Linked DNA regions of Mus musculus: all the other regions are linked to region 3. The links are chromatin loops, found by intact Hi-C in ENCODE. Cell type or tissue: heart. All regions are shown on one strand. Each heading gives the region's core, and the rest is flanking DNA. Links, peaks and the distances in the headings are about the cores only.

What was found. Hi-C counts contacts between places; a loop is a spot of excess contacts. Peaks named below come from ENCODE experiments on the same cell type or tissue, not always from the same donor. Only the 100,000 strongest peaks of a DNase experiment are listed, where the experiment ranks them.
Region 1: it touches region 3 in a loop (5-fold over the local background); 15 of 42 quality-filtered maps call a loop at or near these places.
Region 2: a loop joins it to region 3, with 2.0 times the contacts of the local background. A loop is called at or near these places in 3 of 42 quality-filtered maps.

Annotation. Positions count from the first base shown.
Region 1 is chr2:131,439,392-131,447,161 of GRCm38, forward strand. It overlaps the pseudogene Gm14304. Among named protein-coding and RNA genes, the nearest start is that of Smox, 49 kb to the right of the region's middle. In heart, for the core only: a CTCF peak has its summit at 4,395; no DNase peak of the experiment used is centred there.
Region 2 is chr2:131,345,377-131,353,146 of GRCm38, forward strand. It overlaps Rnf24 (ring finger protein 24), which reads right to left and starts at 7,516. Exons shown (of 6, transcript NM_178607.4): 1 at 7,360-7,516. It overlaps Gm30590 (a long non-coding RNA gene), which reads left to right and starts at 7,456. Exons shown (of 2, transcript XR_374984.2): 1 at 7,456-7,770. In heart, for the core only: a CTCF peak has its summit at 4,099 (motif pointing right); no DNase peak of the experiment used is centred there.
Region 3 is chr2:131,507,032-131,514,801 of GRCm38, forward strand. It overlaps Smox (spermine oxidase), which reads left to right. Exons shown (of 7, transcript NM_145533.2): 2 at 4,953-5,186. The coding sequence starts at 4,979. Among named protein-coding and RNA genes, the nearest start is that of Gm30732, 15 kb to the right of the region's middle. In heart, for the core only: a CTCF peak has its summit at 3,207; DNase peaks (open chromatin) are centred at 3,040 and 3,200; H3K4me3 peaks cover 766 bases; H3K27ac peaks cover 1,715 bases.

The DNA of each region.
Region 1 (7,770 bases), core at 3,090-5,589, 67 kb before region 3:
AAAATTAATTGTATGAACCTGAAAAAAAAAAAAAAAAAAGATAGGGAGATCTCCAAGTTCAAGGTGATCTGGGATTAAAGGTGTGGTGGCATACACCTTTAATCTGGGCTACACCTTCTGCTGGAGACCATATAAGGGCATTGGAAGAAAGGACTCTCTCTCTCTCTCTCTCTCTCTCTCTCTCATCCTCTCTCCCTCCCTCTCCCTCTCCCTCTCCCTCTCCCTCTCCCTCTCCCTCTCCCTCTCCCTCTCCCTCTCCCTCTCCCTCTCCCTCTCCCTCTCCCCCTCCCCCCCTTCACCTGCTTGCCATGTGGGACTGAGTGAGCAAGCCAGTAGAAGCAAGCCAGTAAAGAACATCCCTCCCTGGCCTCTGCATCAGCTCCTGCTTTCTGACCTGCTTGGGTTCTAGTCCTGACTTCCTATGATGTTTGTGCAGGAATAGAAACCCTGACTAAGACAAATTGGTACCAGCATAGTTGGGTATTCCTGTGACAGCCTGACCATGTTTTGGGGAGGACTGTGGAAGGACTTTAGAACTTTGGGCTAGAAGATCCATTCGGTGTTAAGAGCTCTGTGGGATGTTGTGTTGGAGCTTGGAAGATAATGTTGAGAACAGTGCAGAAGATGGAGGCCTGGCTTGTGAAATTTCAGAGGGAAAATTAAAGACTCTTTTCAGGGCCATTGCTATTTTGATTGTGAAGATTCCGTGGTTTTGGTTAGCTGGGGCTGAAGAATCATCTGTGATTAACCAGAACTACTAAAGTGAAACCTTTGCATTACTGGGCCTATTGATGCTGGTTAGCTGGAGCTAAGAAATTGGTGGTGATTAAGAAGAGACCAGCATCATTGAGGTGAAATCTTCTGGGAAGTGTTTCCTGAGAGCACAAAGAGGCTGTGTTCCAGAGATAGCCAAGGTTGTACCTCATGCTGCAGTGGGACTTGGTAATGTGTAAGAGCTACCCAGGTGGTACTAGTTTTGAAGGCATGAAGGGGTTACGTAGAGCAGCTGAGGCTCGGCACTGTGAGAGGTCATGGAAGGTCATTGGTGAAGGTGCAGCCTCAGTTGCAATTGATGGCCCAGGATTGAAGGGGTCATGCAAAGGAGTTGAGGCTTACCACCATGAAGAAAGCCTATGAGAGGCTATTTTAAAGCCAAGTTACAGTGGAAGACAGCAGCATTTTGGAAATGCCAGTACCATGGGATTTGCCTCTCCAAGGTTGTAATTAAAAGTGTACACCATGTCTGGCTAGTTTTATGTCAACTTGATACAAGCTAGAGTCATCTAAAAGGAGGCAACCTCAACTCAGAAAATGTTTCCATAAAATCCAGCTGTAGGAGATTTCCTTAATTAGTGATTGATGGGGAAGGGCCCAGTCCATTGTGGGTGATACTATCCCGGGGCTGGTGGTCCTAGGTTCTATAAGCAAGCAGCCTGAGTGTCTTAGGGTTTCTATTGCTGTGAAGAGACACCATTACCACAGCAACTCTTAAAAAGGAAAACATTAAATGGGGCTGGCTTACAGGTTCAGAGGTTCAGTCCATGATTGTCATGGCAGCAAGCACAGCAACATGCATACAGATATGCAGCGTGTATCCTGGAGGAGCTGAGAATTCTGCATCTGGATCTGCAGGCAACAGGAAGAGACTGCTACACTGGGTGTGGCTTGAGCTTCTGAAAAACTCAGAGCCCATTCCCTAGTGAAACACTTCCTCCAACAAAGCCACTCCTACTCCAGAAAGGCTACACCCCCTAATAATGCCACTCCTTTTGAGCCTATGGGTGTGTGTGTGTGTGTGTGTATGGTGGGGGGCTAATTTCTGTCAAACCATCACACTAAGCAAGCTCGTAAGCAGTACCTCTTCATGGCCACTGCATCAGCTCCTGTCTCCAGGTCCATGTTGAAGGGCTCTAGCAGGTCTGAGCATGGCAAACATGAGGACCTCAGACAGGTTTTACCTTTTCCCCTCTCCCCCTTGCTAAACCATTAGATTACATTCCTAAAGCTAGCCCCAAAAGTCCATTCCCTTATTTAGGCATGGACTCATTCATCTGATACAAAACACTAAGACCTGACAATCAAAATTCATTATTTGGCTAATGTGTTCAATCAGGATTTACCAACTCACTGTAGCATAGAGTACCCCTTTCCCCTTAAAAACCACTTCTGCCTATATATATATATATATATATATATATATATATATATATATATGCAAAGGTCAAGGTGGTACATACCCTTAATCCCAACACTTGGGAGGCAGAGGAAGGTATATCTCTGAGTTCAAGGCCAGCCTAGTCTACAGAGTGAAATACAGGACAGCCAGGGCTATACAGAGGGCTATACCCTGTCTTGGAAAACCAAAATCCAAAAACTAAACCAAGCCAAATCAAACAACAAGCACCCTCTCATTTGGTCTCTTGCTTACTGCTGTTCTTGCTGCTGCCTTTGCAGCCTTCCTGCCTACCCTCCACCCCCACTTGCCTCCTCCAGGGTAATACATCTCTTTAGTGCCGAGAACTTAGTGTCCAGGTATGTCCTGTACCAACTCCAAGGAAGTCAACATCCCCTAGACCTGCCCTAGTTGAGTTCTTCCTATGAATTCCTTAAATGGTGAACAGTGATTTGGGAGTGTAAGCCAAACAAACCCTTGCCTCCTCAAGTTGCTTTGGTCATGGTGTTTTATCATAGCAGTAGAAGCCCTAAGTAGGACAGGTATCTTGGTTTTATTTAGTAGGGTCACTGATAATAACTGTAATTTGAACCTCAGCCTTAAAAATGTATGTATAATATTTTGGGGAGGCACTTGTGTGCCATGGTGCGTGTGTGTGTGTGTGTGTGTGTGTGTGTGTAGGTCAGAGGACAATTTTGTGTAGTCAGTGTGAGGATAAGACTCAGGCTGTCAAACTTACATGGCAAATGCTTTACTCACTGACCACCTTGCTGACCCTAACCACTATCAGAAAAGCTTGCCATGGGTACATTTCCACAGGCAATAAAAATTAACTCAGAACCTTTACTATAGAGGAAAAAACTGCCAACTGATACCCTTGAATTTCTGTTGTTCCTGAAGCTATTCATCAAGCTTTGTATTTTTACTTGGGACTCACAATTAGGCCTTTCCTCTGTTTTCTTCCTATGACTTAGAAGCCCGTGGTTACTGATATACTCTGGGTGTGTCCCTCTGCTCATCCTACAGAAAGGATATATAGGGTAGGGATCTTCTCCATGACAACCGTCACAGTTTTGGCGTGGCTAACATGACTGCAGCAGACTTTGTTCTTTTCTCCATTTCCTTTGCCTGGCTAAAAACCATTAGCCTATATTCCTAGAGCTAGCCCCCACGTTCCATTCCCTTATTTGGTCACTTCCTCCTCCTGAGACTGACCACCGAGGTCCAGCTATCAAAGTATTGAAGTCCAGTGACCATAAGCCCACTTTGGCTCACCTAATTAACATGTACAATTAAAATTAAACACCTCGTCCTAACAAGTGTTGTACCTTTAAAATCAGCCATTTGCCTATGGGCCTTTGTCTCCTCTCTAGCAACAGGCAGTCCTTTGTCCCTCTGGGACAAATATCCCTTCCCCTCTCCTTCATCCTCTATCTCCTCTCTTTGTCGCTTATTCCCTGCTCTCTGTCCCTCTGGGGCAAATAAATCCTTTTGTGGAGAACTTGGTCTTTCAATCCCCTAAGACTTTTCCTGGGGAGATGAAGCACACACCTGACTTCAGACAGGAAGCTAATAGCAGGTCAAAGTATGGATATCACCACAGTTCAACTGGGTGAGCCAACGAGTTTTATTGGAGTTACTTACAGGAGCAGAAATGACTCAAAGACAGATGTATCACCAAAACCCAGCACAGCACAAATGGTGGCTCGTAAAAGCTGAACATCTGGAGCACACTGTACTATCTGCAGGCAATTCAACAGGCTGAAGAGTGTACTTTCCAAATGGCTCAGTTGATCTAAACTTCTTTAGGGCTGCTTAGCCGGTCTCTGCTTCTTCCAGGCAGATGGTTTCTTTTGAGAGTCTTCTTTGCAGCTGGTTTGGCCAAGAGTGACTCAGCAGTCTTTGTTGGTTTCCCCACCAGAGCAGCCTACTAATGTGGTAAATTTCAGGGACTTCCTAAAACTATTTAGAGTTGTTTACTTTCTGTGCTTAAGCGCTTCCCTGCAAGATGGGATGTTTCAACCTCAGAAGAAACTGCTAAACAATACTGTCATTGTTATTCATGTAAAAAGTATTCATTAGTGTATCTAGTGGTGGTCCGGTAGGGTCCAGACCCCTTTTGGCAAGAGTCAAGAATCAAACCTTCACTTTCTAAAGAAGTCCATGGGCAGAGTTTTGACATCTGTTTTTCTTTATACCCCTGAGTTTGGGGATCTTTGCCCGAAGATTCAGCAGGTGGCGCTTTGAGAATCATCTGAGTTTAGGAAGGTTGAGTTTAACAGGCCACAGTGTGACTCCTTTCTCCACACTCATGACCATGACGGCTTTGTTACTGCACCAAATGCGGTAATCCTCAAAGCACTTTTTAAAGGGACCTGGGCCTTGCTGAGACACACAGTAAGAGTCATTCCCCCAGGTTGTGATCAGCCACAGTTTATGCTGGACCTGAGACACATGGTTTAAGGAGATATACAGACATGGCTAGGCCAAGGTACATAACCCCAAATTTCTTTCTGTAAGGACAAACAGAAAGGGGGGTTCCAGCTCTAGTCATCTGTCCCTAAATTGCAGTTGCTGAAACTGTCATCTTGGGTCAGTAATGTGTCACATGCAGGAGGACTGAGCAAGTGTAGTAGAAGGTAGCACCATGGCTAATGAGCTCATGCTCACAGAGGGCAGCAGCCAGCCAGAAAGAGATCTCCATCCAAGTTGTTCAGCATCAAGACACCCTGCCTGCTGCACCACTGGCTGGGGTGACAAATCATGTTGAAGTGCTGAGGGACAAAGCTGTCCAAAGCTCCGTTCTGAAGGCTCTAGGCAGAAGAGAGACAAGGTTGAGAAAACCTGCTTAGTGACTGTGGTGAGGAGCAGGGGGTGGAAACGGGAAGACTGCACAAGAGAAGCTAGAGTTTTAGTGAATCATAGAGACAGGCCAAGGAGTGTTAAGAAGTTCTCTGTCTGTGGTGTGTGAGGAGAGACAGGAGTGAGAAATGGATGAGGGCAAGAGCCACTCGTTATTAGGGATACCGTGACTGCTGGGTCAAAGGTCAAAGTAGTGCCAGTGTGCTGGTGCCAAACCTGTAATCCTCACCTCCAAAGAGTGTGAGTTCTAAACTTTATCTCAAACAAACAAACAAACAAACAAACAATCACCAGATGCCCCCCAAACAAAAATATTCCGTGGAGCTTGAGGACTTGGGTACTAAGCAGGAGCAGTATTCAGTCTCTGTGCCTCAGTTTCCTTATCTGTAAAATGAGGGCATATTAGTTCACTAGGGTGACTGTAATAAAGTATTGCAAATGGGTGGTATGTTATTTTGCTATTGCTGTAATAAACAACATAGCCATGGGATTATAGGTGCATGCTGCTGTTTCTTGCTTTAAAACAACTATGTATGTATGTATGTATGTATGTATGTATGTATGCATGTATGTATGTATGTATATATGTATCTATCTATCTACATCTACATATATATATATATTTCTAAATTGTGTGTGTGCACTTGTGAGTGAGACCCCTGAAAGCGTCAGACCCCCTGGAGCTTAGTCACAGGCAGCTGTAAGCTGCTGGATATGAGTTCTGGGAACCGTGTCTTCTAGAATTGCTCTTAACCTCTGAGCCATCTTTCTAGCCCTGCCCCTGGATTTTTAGGAGGGCTCTAGAGACCCAAACTCAGGCCTTCTTGCTTGTGCGGTAAATGCTTCAACGATAGCTATCTCCTCATCCTAAAAATTCTTAGTATGTGAGCAGAAACCTGGTCCCCTTTCCACACAGGGTCTTGCTGTATAGTCTAGTCTAGCCTCTTTCTTGCTTCCCTCCACTTCAGCATCTCTAGGCAGGGGTCGTCCTACCTGGCTCGAATGGCCATTTTGCTCAGAACTTTACAGGCATGCAACAGGGCCTTAGTAACTTTCTTTGCTAACTTTTTCTGAAAGTCTTGGGCTGAAGTAGAACTCTCTGCCTTGGATAAGGATGTAGCTCTCAGTTACTGCCCCAGTGTCCGTCTGCATGCTTCCTGCCAGGTAGGTAGGGACTAAACCTCTGAAACTGTAAGCAGGCCCTGATTTCCTTTTACAAGAGTTGCCTTGGTTATTGTGTCTCTTCACAGCAACAGAACACTGGCTGAGACAGCCCGTGACTGAGACCGGGCGCTTTGTTTTCTGCTGTGGCATCAAACCCCAGGGGTAGCCAGGAGCTGAAGTAGAACTTTCTGGTTTCTTTAACAATCAGCTGTGCCATCTGATGTTCTTCTGAAAGCTGTCTTGTGAGGGGGCATGTGACGTTTTGCTGAAAGCAGACACTCGAGAGGGCACGTGATGTAAGAAAGGATATACATGGAGTCCCACAGACAGTGAGAGGATGTTCTTGCACTGCTACACCTTGTAACTCTTTGTTGGTCTTCATTGGTCTTCACTTTGTAGAGAGAAACTCACCAAAAATCTTCTTGTGGTATTCCAGCTTTGACTGACTCGTCCTGATTCGGCAGAGCCGTGATGTTTCTACCGGATCACGCCGCTGTTACTGATTCATTCATGTTTGGTGTTTGCTATTAAACTGGTCTGCTGGTATCCTGACAACCAAGAGTGGAATAGCCCCAAGGAACTACTTCTAAACAGGTCCACAATACTCTTTCTATTGATATTCTTTTCCCCCTACCTCTGGTCAGTGGATTAGAAGGGTTGAAGTGTTTAAGAACCCTAAATAAGATAGGTTTTGAAAAAAATCTAAGCCAGGCCAAAACTCATGCCAGGATCTACTCCTTGGTTCCTTAGAGACCACCCACTGGAGGGAGAAATAGGAACCTTTCTTTTATTTCCTCAACAGTATCTACCAGACTCTTAACATCAGTTAATTGAGGATCATAGACAGAACTTAGATCTTTCCCTCCTTTAGCTTCAAGGACTGAGAGAAGCAAAATGCTCCTCAGAATTGGAGTCCCACCCCAAGGTGGGTTGTCTCTGATGAGGTTTCTAGGTACACAGGCAACTAGATAATTAGATAGCTAGGCAGCTCAAAAGCCAGACAGCTGGCCACCAACGGCTTGGCAGCCAGACAGGGGCATAGCTCTGTCTGAGGGGATGCTTGCTGGTTCAGAGTTTCTGGCTCCATCCACCCTGGTTTTAGGCCTGAGCTAATCAGCCAACCAGACTTGTGCAAAACTGTTCCTGAGCCTTGAGTAACTATGAAGAGGGGGCCTCTCTGCAGGGCTCACTCTGAGGAAGTCAGGTCTGAAGTTGCCACAGCACTTTAAACACACAGGGGATGGGAGTCAACCCAGAAGAAGGCAGGAAAGGAACAAAGAAACGTTGCTTGATCCCTGAGCAAGCCATTCCTGAATCCATAGCCACATTCAATTACAGAAACCAGGGAATTCTCTTTTTCCAGAAGCCAGTTTACTGTCTGTTTATTCCTCCTCATGGGGAGTGCTCTGACTGGAAACTTTGCTTCCCTGACTGCTCTGAGAGGCCAAGGCTTTTCCTAGCCTGGGGATGGCTTCTTGGAAAACTGTTCATTTGGGATGCTGGGCTTAAACCAGAGTTTATTTTAAATGAGTTGGGTCCACAAATGTATCCGTTAGGCTGCTAGGGCTATG
Region 2 (7,770 bases), core at 3,090-5,589, 160 kb before region 3:
TTGCCGTGTATGATGGCATTTATCTATAATTCTAGCATTTTAGAAGTAGAGAACGGAGAATCTGGAGTTTGAGGTCATCTTCCAAGTTCAATGCTTGCCAGGGTTACACTAAATACTGTCTCAAATAACAGGAAGGAAGGAAGGAAGGAAGGAAGGAAGGAAGGAAGGAAGGAAGGAAGGAAAGAGAGAGAGAGAGAAAGGAAGGAAGGAAGAAGCAAATCCACTGAGCATCTGAAAGCTTCAGCACGTGATTACAATCTTTCCACACAGGTGTAGGAGGATATTTCGAGCTGGAGGCCAGCCTCATTGACCCAGGGAGACCAAGCCAGCCAGGGCTACACAATAGAGAAACTGTTTCCAAAAGGAACACAAAAGTAATAAATAACAATGGAGTACCGTGAAGAAGGAATCTTGGAGCAAGTCAGATAAGCATTACCTGGCTCCACAACAAACTCTATTGTGTAAGATTTGTTTTTATGGGCATTGGTGTTTTTCCTGTAAGTGTGTCTGTGAGGTGCTGGATCTCCTGGAACTGACTAGCTCACTCCAGCACTCAAAATTAAACTAGTTTATCAAATGATCAAAATGATTTATCAATTGGCCAAACTGCTATGAAGTGCTATAAGCTGCTGGTTTGTCACCTGTAGATCACTTTATTATTAACCTATCACATGATGTAATCCAGGGAACAGACAAGAAACTGGAGGGTTGCTGGGAAAACCAGAGAAAGAAAAAAAAAAAAAACGTCCTATTTATGGCCAATATATCTTAGAAGGATATAAGTATTTTAAGCAAAACTATTGAAGAGGTGTTTCAGACAGGAAAGGCGTCTGCCTCCAAGCCTGATGACCTAAGTTCAACCCCTTGGCCGGGCCCACATGATAATAGAGAACAGATTTCTGTTGGCCTCCAAACATGCCCCATGGCATAGGTATACCACTCACACAAAAATAGATGTAATTTTTAAGTATTAAAATATTATGTTGGGGCTGGAGAGAGATGGCTCAGCGGTTAAGTGCACCCACCGACTGCTCTTCCAGAGGTCCTGAGTTCAAATCCCAGCAACCACATGATAGCTCACAACCATCTGTAATGAGATATGATGCCCTCTTCTAGAATGTCTGAAGACAGCAACAGTGTACTTAGATATAATAATAAATAAATCTTTGGGGGAAAAAAAGAACATTTTAAAAAACCTACTTACTAGCATTTAAAAATAATATGTTAAAATGAAATATAAATTGAAGAAAGTTATAATAATTTTTCATTGAGTTCACTTCCTTTCCAAGTACCAGAACGAGTATTTTTCATTATGTCATTTGGCCCACAGGACAAATAAAGGGAGTATGTGTGTACTATTCCTTTCACCATACAAATGAAGAAACTTCCCATCCTGGGAGTGACAGAACACACTGGTCATCCTGGCACTTAGGGGAGGAGGCAGGGGGACTTCACATTTGAAGTTACATAGTGAGACCACCTCATCTCAAAAAACTAAATGAAAACACTGACATGTCACATGTGAAAAAGTATAGAGAGAGAATTCAGTTCTAACCAGTCTGATGCCAGAATCCAGGTCCAAGAATGCTGGTATTAACATATGAGAAATGCAATGTATTGTAAGGTAAAATATTAATATAATTATCGTAACATTTTAATTTTTTTTTAATGAGATAAATTTTCTATGTGTAGCCCTAGCTGTCCTGGAACTCACTCTGTAGACCAGGCTGGCCTTGAACTCAGAAATCCACCTGCCTCTGACTCCCAAGAGCTGGGATTAAAGGCATTGCGCCACTACTGCCTGGCTTTTTTTGTTGTTGTTGTTGATGGTTTTGTTTTTATTTTTGTTTTTTAATAATAAGACAGGGTTTCTCTATGTAACAGTCCCTGGCTGTTCTGGAACTCGCTGTGTATTCCAGGCTGAGTTGTGGGTTTAAAGGCATGTACTCTCACATCAGGCTTAACTTTTTAACTCTTAAGTGTAGAAAAAAAAAAGAATAAAACAAAAGTGAAATAATTTTCTTCTTAGAAAAAATAAAAGACAAGAGCTCCCTGGCTAAGCTAAAAACATTGGCTGTGCCCTCTGCTCATATATCCTGTAGGCTCTTGAATTTCAGAGCAGATAAGGTTCTTGTCCCTGGCATCATTCTATTGGGGCTAGAGTCAACAACAGCAGTGAGGGGTGGCAGGTAATACTTGAGACAGGCAGAAAGTGCATGCTTTTCACTTGAGACTCTCAGGGACACAGGAGGGACTGGTGGCAGGCAGACAACGTTCATTAAGTTTGGCATTTTGTATGTAAAGATGAAAGGGGGAGCATGCCTGTGTGCTGACAAGGAGAGGCCTGGGTAATACTAGTGATTCAGGAGAGGGGGCACACTCAGGAACTGTGAGTGGTGAAGGACTCAAGGCAGAGAAGGAGGGGCGAGCTCTGTGATGTGAGGAAGGCACAAGCAGGAGACCTAAGGACAGGCCTCTAGAGCTGCTGAGAGGAAGGGAAGGGGCTTCTGTCTGAGATCTTCTAACGGGGGGGGGGGGTGTTTGAGATTTAAAACTTAAATTCTGCAGGTGGTGGTGGCACATGCCTTCAGTACCAGCACCCGAGAGACAGAGGCTAGCCTGCTCTACAGAGCTACTTCCAAGACAGTCAAAGCTACACTGAGAAGTCCTGTCAAAACCAAGAACAAACAAAAGAAAATTCAAGTTCAGCCAGTTGTAGTGGCACACAACTTTAATCCCAGAACTCAGGAGGCAGTGGCTGGTGGACCTCTAAGTTGGAGGCCAGCCTGGTCTAAGGTCCAGGAGCTAAGGCTAGATAGAGAATCCCTGTCACAGAAAAAAAAAAATAACTTATTCTACATTGTGAAACCTAAATCTATCAAATTATAAAAGTTATCCTTTACTAATTTAATGTCTTAAAAACAAAAACAAAAACAAACCTTAAGTCATCCAAGGCAGGGCCATTTTTCCAGTTGCATCCCCCTTTACCTGAGAAATGTTTTATGTGACCTCAAGAGTATAGATATAAAACTGGTTTAAAATCAAATCAAACATTTATTGATAATAAATTTTGAAGAATTTTATTTTAAAACAACTCTGGCCTGGCAGTGGTGGTGCATGCCTTTAATCCCAGCACTCAGGAGGCAGAGGCAGGCGGATTTCTGAGTTCAAGGCCAGCCTGGTCTACAGAGTGAGTTCCAGGACAGCCAGGGCTACACAGAGAAACCCTGTCTCAAAAAAAAAACCAAAACCCAAAAACCAACCTAACAAACAAACAAACAAAAAAACAACTCTGGTGTGCATGATTCTTACCACTAATTAACGACAAAGGGAAATTTGCATATTGACATGGCTATGCTTTGACTCTGCACAGAGAGAGCATCATCATTTTCAGGTGACTGATCTATGGCATCAGTGCTGACATGCTGCTTTACACAGTACAAAACGGAAGGTGTTTAGGATCTATGATGGTTCGCGTTGACTTTCAACTTAATGGGACGTAGAGTCAACATGCAAACACACTTTCTGGATGCGTCGATCAAGGTGCTCCCTGCCCATGTTGGCCTGAAGAGGACTGGGCTGAAAAATAGCCTAGCAGTTAAAAGCACTGGGATTCAATTCCCAGCACCCGCATGGCAGCTCACAACTGTCTGCTACACCAGTTCCAGAAGATCTAAGGCTCGGGCAAGCACTGTGACACACAAACTTGCAAGGAAAACAACCAAAACACACACGACAGGAAAACATTAATTTTGAAAAATAATTTAATGCCTGAATGAATGGCAGTATCCCACAAGCCAGAAGTAAACCGAGCATCAGCACAGGTCCATATCTGCTTCTCAGCTAGACACACTGCAGCCAGCAGCCTCACATACTGCCTTGGACTTCCCTATCATGATACCCTCACGTGGTCAGCCAAACAGACCTTTCCCTGAAGCCATTTTTGTCAGGTATTCTGTCAGAGCAATGAGAAGAATAACTAACAATCTGAAGTTGTTGGAAACCCAACCCCAAGCCAAAATTCAAATAATATATTTCTTTTTTTTTTAAAGATTTATTTATTTATGTATGAGTACACAGTCACTCTCTTCAGATACACCAGAAGAGGGCATCCTATTACAGGTGGTTGTGAGCCGTCATGTGATTGCTGGGAATTGAACTTAGGACCTCTGGAAGAGCAGTCAGTGCTCTTAACCACTGAGTTATCTCTCCAGGCCCAATATATTTCTTTTTGGATGAAATTCAAGTTAGCAACTCAAACAGCTTTTTGTTTGAGTTGTATTTAACCCTGGCTGGCCTTGAACTCACAGAAATCTATCTGTGATAGAAGCCTGCTGCTGCTTCCTGACTATTTGATTTTTTTTTTTTTTTTCAAATTACCACTTCAAGCCAGGTATGGCTGTGGATGCCTTTAATCCCACCACTTGGTTGGTAGAGGCAAGCATACAGATCACTGTGAGGTCTATGCAGTGAGATGGGTCTCAAAAAAAACAAAAACAAAGCCAAAAGATAAATATTTAAACACAATACATTCCGTATTTTGCTCTTTCTTTAAAGTTTTGTTCTTGTTTTGGTTTTGATTAGTTTTTGAAGACAAGGTTTCTCTGTGTAGCCTTGGCTGTCCTGGAACTCACTCTGTAGACCAGGCTGGTCTTTGCTGGGATTAAAGGTGTGAGCCAGCAGCCTGTGTGGGTATGTAAACTTACTTGCCAGAGCAGATGTACTCATCACTGAGCAACCTCTTCAGTCCCAGGTACAGTAATGTTATACTTACATGCTGAGAGGAATGACAGTGGGAAAATAGTAAGCCTGTTTTTCTTTTATTAAACCATTATGTCTTTTGTTTGCTTGAGACTGATCTGTATTATGTAGTCCTAGCTGCCCTGGAATTCAAAGAGGTCCACCTTGCTTCTCCCTCCTGAGTGCTGAGGTTAAAGGCGATCACCATACACCCAGCTTTTAATGTTTCTGTAGGTTCATAAAACTTTCTATGTTCAGAAAAAAAACAGAAACAAACAAACAAACAAAACAAACAAAACCACGGTGATTGTAAGGGACAATAGCCTAGAGTCTGACCTGAGGCTATTCAGGCCACATTCCCTGGCAGAGTGTACTACAACAGCATGTGAGGTACCAGGCCTACCAAAGCAAGGCTGCAGGGAAGTCCTGTGTGATACCAACACATCGAAGATCTATTACGTGTTTGGTTGCGAATTATTATTATTTTAGCAGGGTCTCGTCAGGATCTCTTGTATCCCAGACTGGCCTCAAATTCACTATATAGTCAATCTCCCAAAGGGAGATGGATTACAGGTATGGGCCAGCAAATCTAGTTAATTCCGTCCAAGGGATCAAATCCAGGGTGTTGTGCATGCTAAGCAAGTACTTCGTGTTTGGTCCCTTGAATTAATTTCTGATCACTTAACATTCAGAAACTTTTGATTGCTAATGTTTGTGACTCCCACAGTTATGCAATCCCATATTGGATTGTGACCCACAGTTCACGAAAGAAAGATGCATAAAGCAAGAATTTCATTAAGAATAATGGATTGTCATCCAACCAGTGGAAACTTTCCTTCAAATTAAAAGCAAATGTTTCAGGCAGAGTCTATACATAAACAGATGTTGTGGAGGTTTACATGTCATTTTGTACTGAAATTTTACCAGGGATGAAAATATATGTGACTCAAAAATAAGTAATCTTGAAGAGAATCTTAAAGAAAACTGAACCCACTCAATTATTCATATATAAACTGCATTTTTTTTACCTCCACTATTTTGAATCAAAAGATCATAACAAAAATATTTCAAAAATGTGCTTTTTCACTCTACAAAATTAGAAGGGTAAAAAAGAAACAAAAATATCATTATCCAACTAGAGTAATAACTATCTTCTAAAATTCAAATAATCTTGCTTAAAACAAGATAACAAGGAAAAGTTTGTTGTTTATTGAGACAAGGTCTCATTCTGTGTTATGGCCTGGAAATTACTATGTAAATCAGACTGGCCTTGAAACCACAGAGATCCTACTGCCTCTTCCTCCCAAGTCCAGAGAAGGCATTTTCGGCCACACCTGCCTATCTTAAATACCTCTTTTTAACTGTCTAAGTGAACACACCCTATCAAGTTAAAGCCTATGGAACCCAGCAGCGCTTCCTAGCCTCTTTGGGGACGGAGAAGGGGGGAACCAGGAGCAGGGGCGAGGGGGAATGAAGACAAACAATGGAGGAAAAAAGGGGTGCTTTCTGATAAGTCATGTAAGATGATCTGTTCAGCTAGGCTGCACAACCAAACACACAAAAATTCAGATCAAAGCTAGGGTGCATACCACGGTAATATTTAGGTAATATCCTTTGCCAAAGCATTAAGGGGTGCGGGGCGGGGGCGGGGAGGGCGACGACCGGACTGACAAGAAGGTGGAAAGAACCTGCTAGACCACCTCTTATTAGAGCAGAAAGGCAAGAAACATAATCTGTCTGTATGGAAGAGTGGGGAAAGCAGTGCCCTAGATATATTGGGAGTATTCCTATAGATAGGTACACAAGCACAAAGACCTATTATCATGAACTAAGCCCAGAAAACAATGTTCAGGATGCCGGCGTACCGCCGCTACGTAAATAGATCACCATTAATCGTAAAAGAAAGTGTTCTAAATATACAGAGACATAAGAATGCAGACTCACACTTTCAATGAACAGACCCACTGGTTTTACAATGAGAAACAACGAAACACCAAAAGACCTGTTATCTGAAATAACACCAGAGACGAAGGGGTAAAGATGAAGTTATCTTTACACCTCTTTTCCTTCTGCCCTTTACGACGATCTCAGACGGTCTCATTTCACAGGACACACACCACTAAGGTCTCCGGAAACAAAGCAGGGTCACTAATTCTCTGGCCTGTGGGTGCACGCACGCCCCCCACCCACAAATGATGAGGCCGCCATATGACTTTCATTAATAAATAAGCCAACCAGAGAGGTCTCAGTGTGCCTTGCACGGTGTGACAACCAGGCACGAGACAAGCACCACAAAAGAAGGAGTGGCTCGGGACCAGAAAACCACTGCCACACCGCACCCCCCGAGACCAGCGTCGGTCCCCACCACCGACGCAGAGGCAGCGGCTCCTCCATCCTCCGCCCATCCCGCCTCCCCCGCCCGGGCCCAGCCCGAGGTGACCTCCGGGTGACAGCCCGCGCCGCCCTTTGTGCCTGTATGTGGGGACTAACCCACGGACCCCGGTCTCGGAGGGGGTGCGAGGCCGGCGCGCTGCCCTCAGCATCCCAGAGCCGGACCTGCGGAGCCTGCGCTTCAGCCTCAGCCGCGCGGCGCTCAGGCCCAGCCCTCCCCTCACTCACCCGGGCGACGGGCAGCGGGCGTGCGGGCGGCGGCGCCCGGAGTCAGCTTCTTGCGGTGAACTGCTAGAGCCGCGTCCGTGAGTCCGAGCCGCTGAGCTGGCGGTAGCGACTGCTTAGCTGCGGCCCCGGCGAGGGGCGGGCCCGGCGGGGGAGGGGCGGCGCCGCGCCTCTCATTCATGCCGCGGGGGCGGGGTGTGGGACCCGGATGCCCGGGCAAGTCCCGCCTCCTCACTGAGGGCGCGCGGCTTCATTGTCGGCAAGTGCGCAGGCGCGGCGTCCCTTCCGCTGGGCTACTGGCTGCTCTAGAGGATTGATTCGTGATGCCCAGCTATAAGGTTCATATCTTCTCCGCTGTGTAGTGTTTTCCGTGTATGTGGACGTTCGTAAGAGTTAAAAAAGTAAAGCTTCGCT
Region 3 (7,770 bases), core at 1,988-4,487:
CGTGTCCTGGGTAGGTCTCTCACGAGTAAGCATAGGGCTTCAGGGCGAGGAGGGGTGCTGGTTAGAAGGAATGACCTAGTTTGGAGGGTTTCAGCTGGTGTGATCCTGGACTCTAAAGGAGGTGAAGTGAGGAGGGGGCTGGTGACCTTGGAGCCGTAGTCTTCTGCAGGCAGCAGTGAGGAAATCCAGACTGGGTGACCTGAGGAGCCCATCTCAGGCTCCCGAGGGAATACAAACACACAGAAGAAAACCAAAAAGCGCATGTTTAGAGGGTCCAGGATGGGAAGACTGTTTTGTGCCTTTGAAAGGTGTGGGAGATTGTTGCTGGTGGTATATCTGCAGCAGTTATCGCAGTTGGGGACATAGTGACCTGTGGATGGACGGCAGATCATCCCAGTTGATGAGGAAGGGGTGTCTACACTGGCTGGGGCTGCTGAACTGCACGGTAGTGTCTCTTAGGCTGTGGCCATGCTCACTTGCTGGAGAAGTACCAGTCTAGCCTGGAATCCAGCCTTGCTCAGTGACCGGGAAGTTGCGGCCTCAGTTCTGAGACACAAGACAGTAACGGATCCCCAGTGAGATACCCATGTCCTGGGAACCAGTAGGTAGTTGTTGTACTTAAGAGCCAGTATGTGGGGCCTACAGTCCACAGCTGCAAATGACAGCACAGCTCTTAAGTCCCAGTGAGGACTGTGTGGTCAGAACCCAGAGGCAGCTTCTTTGATGCATGGTAAGGGAAATGAATGCTTGCCTTTGGTCATTAGGTGGTCTGGAAAAGCCCAAGGCTTTGGTGGGGCTTGGGCTTTATGTTGTGTGTGGTGGGGAGTATCTTGTGAGAAGGGACATCTGCAAAGCCAGAGGATAAAGAGCATTCCTATGTTTGTTGTAGAGTAGAGGCTCAACAAATTGCTGAGTTGACCTGTGGTCATATTAAATGAGGTCCAGCCATAGTTATCTTTTAGAGAAGTGGTTCTCAGTCTATGGGTCGCAACCCCTTTGGGGTCGAATGACCCTTTCATAGGGGTCACTTAAGACCATCAGAAAACACAAATATTTACATTATGATTCATAACAGTAGCAAAGTTACAGTTATGAAGTAGCAAAGAAATACTTTTATGGTGGTGGTGGTGTGGGGTCACTACAACCCGAGGAACTGTATTGAAGTGTCATAGCATTAGGACGGTTGAGAAGCACTGGTCCAGAGGGTGGTGAATGAGCCTGGGTTCAGGTGAGATTCAGAGAGTGGGAGCTGGAGGGTCTGTCTCTGAGGACATTGGGGGTAGAGGCGACATTGTTGGGTTGGCCTAGTGGATAAAGGGGATCTTCTCCAAAGGACACCCACAACTTTGACCCTGGGGCTGTGGATGGGGTGAGAGCAGTGTGCTACCTCAGCTGAGTTCTGGCATTTCTGGGAGGGGCTCAACAGCAACAGGTGTGGAGGAGGGGTTGACACCGGGAAGCTGAGGCCTGTGCTGGGAAAGTGCTGTCAGGAAGCAGTGGGTAATTTGTAGACAGGTACTCATGCTCTGGCTGACCCGATTTCTTGAAGCTTTGGGGCTTGGCCTGCTTGGGGACATGGATGCTGGGCAGGAAGCCCTAGATACCCCCCTTCCTGCCCCAGTTTACCATGGAGGCCAGAGCAAGAAGGCAAGTGTCTATTGTTCTGAGCTGCCTCAGCTCCCCTCCTCCCCCCTCACTGCCTGGCTGAGCCAGCACTTTTTCTTCATTCCTTTATCTGTGGACTAGTACAGGGCGTTCTGTTTCTCCTGTGCATACAGATCAAGGCAAAAAGGGGACAGGCATGCACCAAGGACCATTTAAATTCTTCCTCAATAAGACAGTTTCCCTCCCTCCCTCCCTCCCTCTATAACCCCCACCCCTTAGGAAAAAAAAAAACAAGTGGGGAAAGTGATTAAAACTAACAGCAAAGGTTGATTGAGCCTGGCATAGCAGGCTCTCTGGATATGTCTTCTCTGATTTTTCAGTTGGGCCTCATGGTGCATGGACACAGTGTGGTAAGATTGCCATGGTAGACATCCTCTGCCGTCTGTGGCTCTCTGTGGCCTCTGGCTTCTTGTGGGCAACAGGGGTGGATGGAGCTGGTTTGGGACAAGACTCATGGAAGACCAGTACTGTAGAGTTAGCTGGGAAGGTCAGTGGGTTAGGACCCTCGCAGGTCCTGTGCTGTTTGCATCTGATACCCTTGTCCAGGGTCTCTGAGATTTGGTGTTGGGAATGGAGGGGTCTTTCTGCAGTCATCTATAAGATGGCTTGTGGTCCTTTTCAGAATCCTGTCATTTCTACAGTTCCTGCATGTGTCAGGTCCTTAAATGCTGATAGTCTTATAATAACCTTATTTGACTGTCAACAGCAGTGTATAGTCATGCCTAGGGGAAGAAAGGTCAGGAGGTCTCTTCTGGCTTTTAGAAGGTAGCGTCAGGGATCCTGTGATAAGCAAGACCCCCCACCCCCACCCCAGGTTTTGCTTTTCTTTTTTTAGGTAATGTCTTTCAATGTATCCCAGGTTAGCTTGAACCTCATGATCTTCCTGCTTTAGCCTTCCCAGTACTGGAATTACAGGCATATTTGGCCGCAGTCAGTGTGAGAACTCCAGTTCAATCCCTTTTACACCTGCTTTACATAGTAGCATTTCAAGACCTGGCTCCACTTTTAAGCTTTACAAACACTGCCACCTTCCCACCCCTTTATTGCAAAAGTGAGGCTGTTGGAGTGTCTCTGGGGCCAGGGTGCTATCAAGGGGATTCCCCACTTTTCCAGCGTATGGGCTGGGGCACGCAGCGGTGTCAGGTCTCACCTGTTGCATGGGCACCCTGGCGTCATTACAGCTGACGCAGGCCCTCCACAGCACTCTGTGTGTTTGCTAGCTTCTCACAGCGTTGGCGGTGGCTGGCAGACTTCCGGTGGCATCACCACTGACCCTGCCAGCGCGTGCAATCCGCCACATCCTCACCTCTAAATTTAGTGCACAGGAACCTAGGCAGAGGAGAAGGGAGGGAGAGACTTCAGAAGCCCGGCTTGGCATGTTCCCTAGAGGGTGGGGGCCTAAAAGAAGGGGGAGAGGGTAGTGGAGGAGGAGGGGGAGGAGGAGGCAGGAAAGGCTGGCGCCCACCTTTTAGTGGCCTCTCGAGCAAAGCCTGGATTGCCCGGGAGGGATTCTGGGTCTCTAGCGCCATCTGCTTGTAGTTTAGGAAGCATGTTCTAGCTTGACTTGGCTAGTTGAGTCTGGGAGTGGAGTAGGAGGCTCGCTAGAGGAAGCACATCTGTCTAGGCCCATACATCACATGGAATAAGTTGGGGGAGAAGCAGCCTCTTAGCCTGAGCATATTTAGGAAAAAAAGCACCTACTTCGCTAAACCTGCAAGTGTTAGAGGACACTGTACTGGGGAAAATGGAAACCTTGGAAGGAAGTGGACATGTCTTGGCATGCTGTGTAACCTCCATTCCGATCCAGGTAGATCTGCTCCCTCCACTGCAGCAAGCTCCCCTTACTATTCTCATTCATGTCCCCTTTCCCTTAATCTCTGTCCTCAACAGATTGTTTGCCTTTCCCTGAACTTCGTGTGAATAGAGCCACACAGTATGTGCAGCTCGGAGTCTGGCCTCTGGCTCAGTCACGTTCATAGGTGCATCTGTGCTGCTGTTGGAGCACAGCTGCTTGTTTCTGTAGTTGCTGAGTTTTGCATGGCATGAGAGTACTACACGGTTTGAGCATCTGTTCTCATTGGTGGGCTTTTGGGTTGTTTCCAGATTTGGTTAGTGTGATAAAGCTATAAATGTCTTTGACATGTCTATTTGGAGGGATGTGCCTGATTTTTAAAAGTGGATTGCTGTGTGGAGGCTGGGAAAGGCCACACTTGCTTCATGGGTGTGGGTGACGGGTTTTTATTTGCTTCTTGGCTTGTGAACTAGCAGCTTCTGTCCATCTTTATTTCCTCATTCGATCTTGGTACTATTAAATTCTGCGGCATCTGTGACTCAAACCTTAGTTGAGACAACTGATCTTTTACGTTGCTGAGTCAGGGAATGAAAGGGATAGGACAGGAGCTGAATTTCAAAGTATTCTGGCCATTCTTAGACTAGAGGAGCAGTGTATTCCAGCCCTGGGCCACCTTCTCGCCCTACATTACCAGCTGCCCAAGCCTGGCGTCTCTAAGCAAGCTGGCAGCGTATAACTGTCAATTTGATGTCTGGTCTCTGGTGCCACGGGTCATCACTATCCAGTGTTTCCTGGGTTCATTGCTGTTTTGTGGTGACTGGGGGCCTGGGTGGATGGAGAAAGGACCTACCCAGAATAGCAAGGCTTGTTGGATACTAGCTCTTTCTGGAGGAACGGGGAGGTGAAGACTCTGTCCTTCCCACCACATTGCCACCTCACTGATACTCAGAAAGCCAGCCGAAAGGCAAGGAGAGAGGAGAAAGACGGAAGGGGGCAGAAGTGCCAGGTGAGAGCCAGGGACAGAGCCCAGTGCTGTGTGTACAAGTGTTCTGGGCTGCTGTGAACATTCTGGAGCCTGTGCAAGTAACTCTGGTATGTGTGAATATCCTGATGGCTGTGTAAGCAGCCTGGGGTTGGCACAGAGGGCAGCTATGCAGGGTTGAGCAAGGCATTAGGGTAAGTCTCCTGACTTTGGCCTGTTTGGTCATCTCTTCTCAGGTCACCTCTTGTCCATACTTTAGACCTTGGGTGAGGAACAGGCAAAGCCTAAGAGGTTTGGGGGTAGAATTGATGGATCCCACCTCTTACCTGTTAGTGGGCCCTAAAACACACGCTCCCTCCCTGGCTCTCATATCTCGCTGCCCCTTCCCATCTCCCTTTCTGCATTTAGAGGATGTTTCTTCTTGATCTTCTTGATCTTTAAGGAATGGGGGCAGCTTGCAGTGATTCCCTTGGGTCAGGTGAGCTGACCCCCAGCCCCCATCTCTCCTCACAGGCTCCTAGAAGGTGAGCACGGACGGCATGCAAAGTTGTGAATCCAGTGGCGACAGTGCGGATGACCCTCTCAGTCGTGGCCTACGGAGAAGGGGACAGCCTCGTGTGGTGGTGATCGGTGCTGGCTTGGCTGGCCTGGCTGCAGCTAGAGCCCTTCTGGAGCAGGGCTTCACGGATGTCACTGTGCTTGAGGCTTCCAGCCACATTGGGGGCCGTGTGCAGAGTGTGAGGCTTGGTAAGCATCACTCGGGCCCAGCTACCTCTCTAGGCCACCTTTTGTTCCTCTGGTCCTGCCTCAAGTCTTACTAATGTAACCTTTCCTTGGGATAAGTGTTTGCTCATGCACTTGCGTGGGTGTTTTCCAGAAGCTTCCGTAGGCCCTTGCACTGACATCCCACTTTGGAGAATGCTGTCTTGGTGTTAGAGTTGGGGCTGACAATGTTTGTTGGGAGGGCATACTGTCTAAGAACTGTGGGTCCTCATTTTAAAGTCACAAGAAGGAGGGGGCATTGTATAAGTTCTGATTAGTCATTAGTTTTTAGTATGAGTTAGGTTATCATAACTGAGGACAGACAACAGGAACTAGGGTTATTAGAGTGGAAGGGGGATTTTAGGCTTCCCTGTGGGTGATGTGTGTCTTAGGGTTGTCTGTAAAGATCGGTCCTTGTTGCAGCCAAAGAAGAGACTTGCCCCTGGGATGGGAAGATGTTGCTAGGGTTCTAGAGCGTAGAGATATTTCCTGAAATGGAGCTGGAGATGAGGGTTCTGACAGCCACCGTGTGTGTAGGGTGTTCTGGCCAGCAGTGGGTTGAGTGGGTTGGGAGTATGAAGACGACCCAGTGAGAAAACATGCAGTGACCTGGTGTATGTGAGAGATTTGACCCTCTGTGTGTATATGTACGTGTGTATGTGTGCTATGTGTGAGTGAGTATGTGTATGTGTGTATGTGAGAATGTGTATGTCTGTGAGTGTATGTGTTATGAGTGTGCATTATGTGAGTGTGTGCTGTGTGAGTATGTGCTGCATGAGTATGTGTGAGTGTGTGCATCTGTGTGCATCTGTGTCTATGTGAGTGCGTGTGTATCTCTGTATGTGTATGTATGTGCTATGTGTGTGTATGTGTGTATGTGAGTGTGTGTATGTCTGTGAGTGTGTAAGAGGGTGTATGAGTGTGTGTGTGCTATGTGTGAATGTGTGTCTGTGTGAGTGCATGAATATGTCTGTGAGTGTGTGAGAGTGTGTATGAGTGTATGTGTGCTATGTGTGAATGTGTGTCTGTATGTATGTGTGTGTCTATGTGTGAGTGTGTGTGAGAGTGTGTATGAGTGTGTGTGTGTGCTATGTGTGTGTTTGTGTGTATATGAATTTGTGTGTGTGTGTGTGTCTGTGTGTTTAGAGGCTAGAGGCCCACATTGATTATCTCCCACAATTGCTTTCTAACATTTCTTTTTTGAGACAGGGTCTCTGTTTCTCTTTTTCAGGCACAAACTTGGGTGACTCTTGGCAGTAAGAATGAAAGTGCTGTCCAAAGTTCTCACAAGGCTGGGGCAGCCAAGGAGCCCCAGGGCTCTTTGCTCATTGTTGATTGGCTGGCTGGCAGCCTCCGGGAAGAGCAGTCCCATTTATGATTCTTTGGGCTTGATGAGCTATTTAGAGTTTGATGTAGAAACAGAAGATGGGGAGATAGGTGGCCCAGTCCCTGAGGCAGCTGACAACTGAGACCATGCAGGGAAGGCACAGGGTGTCAGACGACCAGATGGGAAGCTTGCCAGGCAGAGAAGAGGGAGTGACTAGGCTGTGTGGAATAATGAATGTGAAGAGAGAGGGGAGAACATGCTGGTCAGGGTACCTGTGTTGTGTGCAGACAGGCAGGCCTCAGAACCCAGTGTGTCAATGGACATGCTGCAGCATGGCATGATGGCCATGTCCCTGTCAGAAGTGAGAGCAGGGGTCCAGAGCCAGCTCTGAGGATACCACTTGCTAGGAGGTGAGTAGGCATGAGGTGGTGCCTGGAGCCCTTGGGAATACAGGTGTGGCCGAGACGGCCATGAGCGAGAGAAGTACCCTTGGTGGTGGCATGTGAGGGAGGGCTTCTGGGGAGGAGAGAGTGGCTGGTACTGTACTATATACATGTGCAGCATTGGGTAAAAACAAATTGATAATAATAGCAATAACAACAATAATAATATTACTGTTCTCCCTCTGCTCCTAATGGGAGCTCAATGTAGAACAGATGCCTGAGGCTCTAGCGGTACCCTCACCGGCCAGCAGGCGGTCCTGTGGGCAGGGTCCTGGGCTTTCTGTTTTTGGTCCTTCAGTCTGCTTACTTTTCCTACACATGGGGGTCTGCGCATGCCTGCCTCTTTCAGAGACACCAGGCAGTTGTTCTCTTCTAGCTGCAGCATGAGGCTGTGTTTTGTTGTAGGCACATTCATCTCACAGGGCTATTTTTAGTAACTAGTGGTTTAATTAGAAACAACCCAAGAAAGGGAAGGCATGCAGATAAGGAGGACATGCCTACTTCTTGGGCTGAGGGACAATGCTACTGTCTTTAGACTGTGTCAGACAGCTCCTGCTACAGAGCAAGCCACCCCAGATATAAGAGCTTATAAGGTCTGTGGGAAGGAAGTGTGGACAGGACTCAGGTAGGGGTAAGTGAGTCTCTTGCTGGCTTTGCCTTGATTCTTGCATTTCAGGGTCACATGGAAATGTCACTCAAGTTGGTTAGGATCTCTAAATGGCCTTACCCTCTTGTCTGGTAGGAAGTGTAGGGTTTGGTCTGAGCTCATGTTGCTAGCAAGGTGAATCTCTGTTTCTTT